Regions from separate parts of the Homo sapiens genome. Here region 2 is linked to region 1. Evidence: read pairs that join two places in POLR2A ChIA-PET (ENCODE). Cell type or tissue: GM12878. All regions are shown on one strand. Each heading gives the region's core, and the rest is flanking DNA. Links, peaks and the distances in the headings are about the cores only. Region 1 has its middle 15 kb from the start of SEMA4B. Region 2 overlaps CRTC3-AS1 (CRTC3 antisense RNA 1).

The links. Peaks named below come from ENCODE experiments on the same cell type or tissue, not always from the same donor. Only the 100,000 strongest peaks of a DNase experiment are listed, where the experiment ranks them.
Region 2: POLR2A ChIA-PET joins it to region 1 with 10 read pairs; 3 of 35 experiments call an interaction of 5 or more read pairs at or near these places.

Annotation. Positions count from the first base shown.
Region 1 is chr15:90,185,296-90,188,097 of GRCh38, reverse strand. It overlaps a transcript of SEMA4B not described here. Among named protein-coding and RNA genes, the nearest start is that of SEMA4B, 15 kb to the left of the region's middle. RefSeq lists a silencer at 2,765-2,802. In GM12878, for the core only: no CTCF peak of the experiment used is centred there; no DNase peak of the experiment used is centred there; H3K4me3 peaks cover 998 bases; H3K27ac peaks cover 188 bases.
Region 2 is chr15:90,710,486-90,713,287 of GRCh38, reverse strand. CRTC3-AS1 (CRTC3 antisense RNA 1) reads left to right here. Exons shown (of 4, transcript NR_120372.1): 2 at 1-121. Among named protein-coding and RNA genes, the nearest start is that of CRTC3-AS1, 5.3 kb to the left of the region's middle. In GM12878, for the core only: no CTCF peak of the experiment used is centred there; a DNase peak (open chromatin) is centred at 1,706; H3K27ac peaks cover 528 bases.

The DNA.
Region 1 (2,802 bases), core at 84-2,583:
ATCCACCCACCTTGGCCTCCCAAAGTGCTGGGATTACAGGCATGAGCCACCATGCCTGACCCACGTTTCTTTTCTTTCTTTTTTTTTTTTTTTGAGATGGAGTCTCATTCTGTCACCCAGGCTGGAGTGCAATGGCATGATCTCAGCTCACTGCAACCTCCGCCTCCTGGGTTCAAGCGATTCTCTTGCCTCAGCCTCCTGAGTAGCTGGGATTACAGGCATGCACCACCATGCCCGGCTAATTTTTGTATTTTTAGTAGAGACAAGATTTCACCATATTGGTCAGGCTGGTCTCAATCTCCTGACCTCGTGATCTGCCTGCCTCGGCCTCCCAAAATGCTGGGATTACAGGCGTGGGTCACTGCACCCAGCCCCCACCTTTCTTTAGACACTTTCACTCCCTTATGCTTTGTTTCCAACAAAGGTAGTGGCCACGGCCAACTTGGCAGAGTTCTAGAAGTGCTCCCAGGCTAGAATCCTGCTGTTTTCAACTAATTTCCAGAGTTGCTCCTGCGAGTTCCCTCTGCACTCTGCTCAGATTCTTATTAGGACCTCATTATGCTGCAGTGAAATACTCACTTACACATCACATCCCTCTCTTCCCTTCTCTTCTACAAGCTCCTTGAATGCAGGGACAAGGCCTGCCTAACTCAGCTTTTTCATCTCCAGCCCCAGGACAGAACATGGAAACAGCAGGTACCCAGCAAATGTCTTCTGCTCTAGCTGTCTCAAATCATTTCCAAAGGATTCATTCACGTTTTCCTTCCTGGATCTTTTCCCCCACTTTTCTGTTATCCCTTTCAAAGGAAACAGCACCACACGGATAGAGGCAGGACTAGAGTCCCATTTCCCTGCTTTAGGGAAGCTAAACAGTTTTCTTGCTTAGCTCCAGGCTCACCAGCTTTGCTGGCTTCAGAAGAGATGGTATTTTGGAGAGTGGCTGAATGCTTGGCTCCCAGGGACTTACTTTGGACCATCCTGTCCAATGTAGTCAGATACTACATTAAAGCAAGAGCCTCAAGGCACAAGACCCATGCAGCGGGGAGACTCAGCTCTCCCCAAGGCACAAGTCTCCGTTTCCCATCTTTAGTTCAACTGTTGCCAATGTCCCCAATCTTTATTTATTTTATTTTTATTTTTTTGTTTTTTATTATTATTATTTTTTGAGACGGAGTCTTGCTCTGTCGCCCAGGCTGGAGTGCAGTGGTGCAATCTCGGCTCACTGCAAGCTCCGCCTCGCGGGTTCACACCATTCTTCTGTCTCAGCCTCGCGAGTAGCTGGGACTACAGGCGCCCACCACCACGTCTGGCTAATTTTTTGTATTTTTAGTAGAGACGGGGTTTCACTGTGTTAGCCAGGATGGTCTTGATCTCCTGACCTCTCCGCCCATCTCGGCCTCCCAAAGTGCTGGGATTACAGGCGTGAGCCACCGTGCCTGGCCTTTATTTTTATTATTTTATTTTTTGTTTGCTTTTTGAGATGGAGTTTCACTCTTGTTGTCCAGGCTGGAATGCAATCACAATCTCGGCTGGCTCAGGGAACCTCCGCCTCCCAGATTCAAGCGATTCTCCTGCCTCAGCCTCCCAAGTCGCTGCGATTACAGGCATGCGCCACCATGCCCAGCTAATTTTGTGTTTTTACTAGAGACGAGGTTTCACCACATTGACCAGGCTGGTTTCAAACTCCTGAGCTCAGGTGATCCGCCTGCCTCGACCTCCCAAAGTGCTGGGATTACAGGCGTGAGCCACCATGCCTGGCCAATGTCCCCATATGGAGATTACCTGTCACCAACAGTTTGAGCCCCAGGTGCAAGGAGACATATCCTAGATTTTCCTGAGCTTCAGAAGGTATAATCTCCAAAAAGGCCAGGCGTGGTGGCTCAAGCCTATAAACCAGGCACATTGGGAGGCCAAAGTGGGCGGATCACTTGAGCTCAGGAGTTGGAGACCAGCCTAGCCAACATGGTGAAACCCTGTCTCTACTAAAAATACAAAAATTAGCTTGGCATGGTGGCACACGCCTGTAGTCCCAGCTACTCAGGAGGCTGAGGCAGAAGAGTCACTTGAGCCAGGGAGGTGGAGGTTGCGGTGAGCCAAGATCGCGCTACTGCACTGTAGCCTGGAGGATAGAGCAAGACTCCGTCTCAAAAAAAAAAAAAAAAAAAAAAAAAAATCACCAAAAGAAACGGCCATGGCCTGAGTTCAAATCCTGACCTTCCCACTAACTCACTGTCATCTTGGGAAGCGATTTAATCTCTCTGGCTTCAGTTTTCCTTATGAAAATGAGGGGGGATGGGCCAAGGTGATTTCTACATCTTTTCCAGTTCTAAGGCATTATGGGGAAAAAAACTTTTTAAAAGTTTGTATGCTTCCCGCACAAAATTTTAAGGCATTTCAACCTTTAGAGGAATCCTGTGTTTAACTCAAATAACATACCCATATTACAGGTGAGGAAATGTGGGCAGAGATTTGATGACCTTCCCGAGATGACCCAGGGCTCCTTCGCCTTTCTGCTAGACCAGAATAACTCCCGAGTAGCCGCAACTGCAGCTTCATGCCCAGAACCTCAACTTCCTTCTCCTTCTAGCCTTCTCCTTCTAGCACCTTGGTGCTCAGTGAGAAGAAAGAAGCCATGACAAAGGGCCTAACTCGGAGGTCATATCCACGACCATTCCGCAGGGGCCCAGGCCTTTTCCGAATTCCAAATGACTTCCCCCCAGGACCAGGTCCCGGGTTTAGGAGTAGGGGTGGTGCACTGGCGCGATGTGAACGCTGCTCAAAGGCCCCCGGTGGCCATGGGAA
Region 2 (2,802 bases), core at 272-2,771, 530 kb before region 1:
ATGAGGGTGTTCTTCAGGGCCTACCACAATGGCTGGCACTAGAGAAGGGCACAAAATTGAAGAACAGTGAAGACAAAAGCAATAAGATGATTAAGGCCATGTGAGACAGCAACAATATCAGGTGAATGTCACCCTTTATCGAGTTGTGAGTATCCAGCCTCTCACTTTGGGGGATACTGTTTGAGCCTAAGTAACATTAGTGGCTTTATTCATTTGGTAGATTGTTTGTATCTTTGCGTTGTCTCTATCCTGCTTTTTCCTTGGCCATTTTGCTATTAAAAATCTGTTGATTTACTCTGCATTTTCCCATAGAGAAGGGTAGCCTGAGGAGTTATTTAACAATGATGTGTTTTGGCCAGGCGCGGTGGCTCATGCCTGTAATCCCAGCACTTTGGGAGGCCGAGGCAGGCAGATCACGAGGTCAGGACATTGAGACCATCGTGGCTAACATGGTGAAACGCCGTCTCTACTAAAAATACAAAAATTAGCCAGGTGTCATGGCACACGCCTGTAGTCCCAGCTACTCGGGAGGCTGAGGCAGGAGAATGGCATGAACCTGGGAGGTGGAGCTTGCAGTGAGCCGAGATCGCGCCACTGCACTCCAGCCTGGGGCACAGAGCGAGACTCCGTCTCAAAAAAAAAAAAAAAAAAAAAAGGTGTGTTTTGTTTTTGCAACAAGTAAAAATTGACATATTTCACCCACATGTTCATTAACAGATGAATGAATAAACAAAATGTGGTATATCTAATAAGCTGGGCACAGTGGCCCACACCTGTAATCCCAGCAGTTTGGGAGGCTGAGGTGGGTGGATCACTTGAAGTCAGGAGTTCCAGACCAGCCTGGCCAACATAGTGAAACCCTGTCTCTACTAAAAATACAAAAAAGTTAGCCGGGCATGGTGGCGTGTTCCTGTAACCCCAGCTACTCGGGAGGCTGAGGCAGGAGAATTGCTTGAACCTGGCAGGTGGAGGTTGTAGTGAGCCAAGATCGTGCCACTGCACTCCAGCCTGGGCAACAGAGCGAGGCTCCATCTCAAAAAAAAAAAAAAAAAAAGTAGTATATCCATACAGTGGAGTATCATTCGGCCATGAAAAGGAGTGAAGCTCTGACACATGCTACAACATTCTGAGTCAAATATGCCAACACAAAAAAACAAATACGATCTGACTCCATTTATATGAAAGATTTTGAATAGGCAAATTCATAGAGACAGAAAGTAGATTAGAGGTTTCAGGAACTGAGAGTAGGAAGGAGGGAAGAATGAGGAATTATTGCTTACTGGGTTCATAGTTTCCATTTGGGGGGATGAAAAAGTTTAGAAATTGTGGCAATGGCTGTACAGCATTTTGAATGTAATTAATGCCATTGAGTTCTACTCATAAAAAGGTTAAAATGGCAGTTTATTTCATACATATTTTACCACACACACAAAAAGCAGTTGCTGTGGAAAAAAAAAACACACACACAACATATTTTACACACACACAAAAGCTCCAATCAAAACAGAAATAGATTTTCAGTTTTTCTTAAAAAAGAGGAAAGAAGAAAGGGAGGGAGGGTGTGAGGGAAGGAGAGAAGGAGGGAAGGAAGGAGAGAGGGAAGAAGAGAGGAAGGTACAGAAAGAAAAGAAAGATCTAGCATCATCACAGGGCCCACATTCCCTCAAGAGAACAATAGGCTGAAACAAGTGTGGCTTCTCACGTGTCCCTGGAGGCATCTGAGTTTGTTTCATGTTTCCCCCATCAGTGACAATTTGCACCTGCTCGTGTAGAGAGGTACCTGTGAAACAGAGGCCAGCATTAATAAGGGGGTGGAGAGGAGAGACTGCCAAAGCCTTGCAGAGACAGAAAAAAAAAGTGTGGTTTTCCAGGACTGAAAACTCAGTCGCAGCAGCCCCTCTCTCAGTTGTACCTGTAGGATTTTAATTTATAGAAGCGACTGACTGATGACAGAGAGACTAGTGGCTTTGAAGGAATAATTTATCCACATTTCCTGAGAGGAGGGACACACCACGCCATGCAGGGCCACATGGAGAAGAAGCACCAGGTTTGGTCAGGAGGCAGAAGGGAGTGAAGGGAAAGCTTAAACGAGAACCTTTATTAGCGTTTCAGCAGGGAAGGCAAGGCAGTGCAGGGAAAGTTTGGGACTGGGTGGTCTGAATAATTCTGGTGGGTTTTGGAGATTAGCGGTATCTCTAGGGGTTCTGTAGTACCTAGCCTTGGGTTAATTTAGGGCAGGGGAAATATTGGCTTTGTGTTAGAAAAAGGGGGTAGTTAGAGGTATGGACTTGGGACTAGTTGGAGGGTTTGTAATATAATTTTTTGGGCGCCCACAAAAACAAGATCATAGGAAAGATGTAAACAACTTTGGCTTTTCGTTTGGTCCTGTATGGCCTGAGCCACAGATGCGTTTGGCATAATAGCAGCTTCCTGGCATGAAAGAGCCAAAAAAAAAGACATCAAAAACACTGCCTTTTGCAGTAGACATCTGTAATCTTTGCCTGGGGAAAATCATCCACTTACAGCAGCCTGACACGGCTTTGGAGAGCCACTTTTCTCAATTCAGCCAGGAAACTCATGCCAATGTGGGACTGACTTCTCAAGCCTGGAACACCAGGGGTGGCCCTGCCACGTCAGCCTGGCCAATCAGTATATCCTACTGGCTTGGCCTGATGACTCCAGCTGGGCCAATGAGAGCCCTCCACAGGACTTTGGCTAGAATCTACCGGGAATGTGGTAATAGGTGTGCCCTTTCTGTTGGAGTTCCCAAACTGTTAAGGTGTCATCCTGGATGTGGGACTA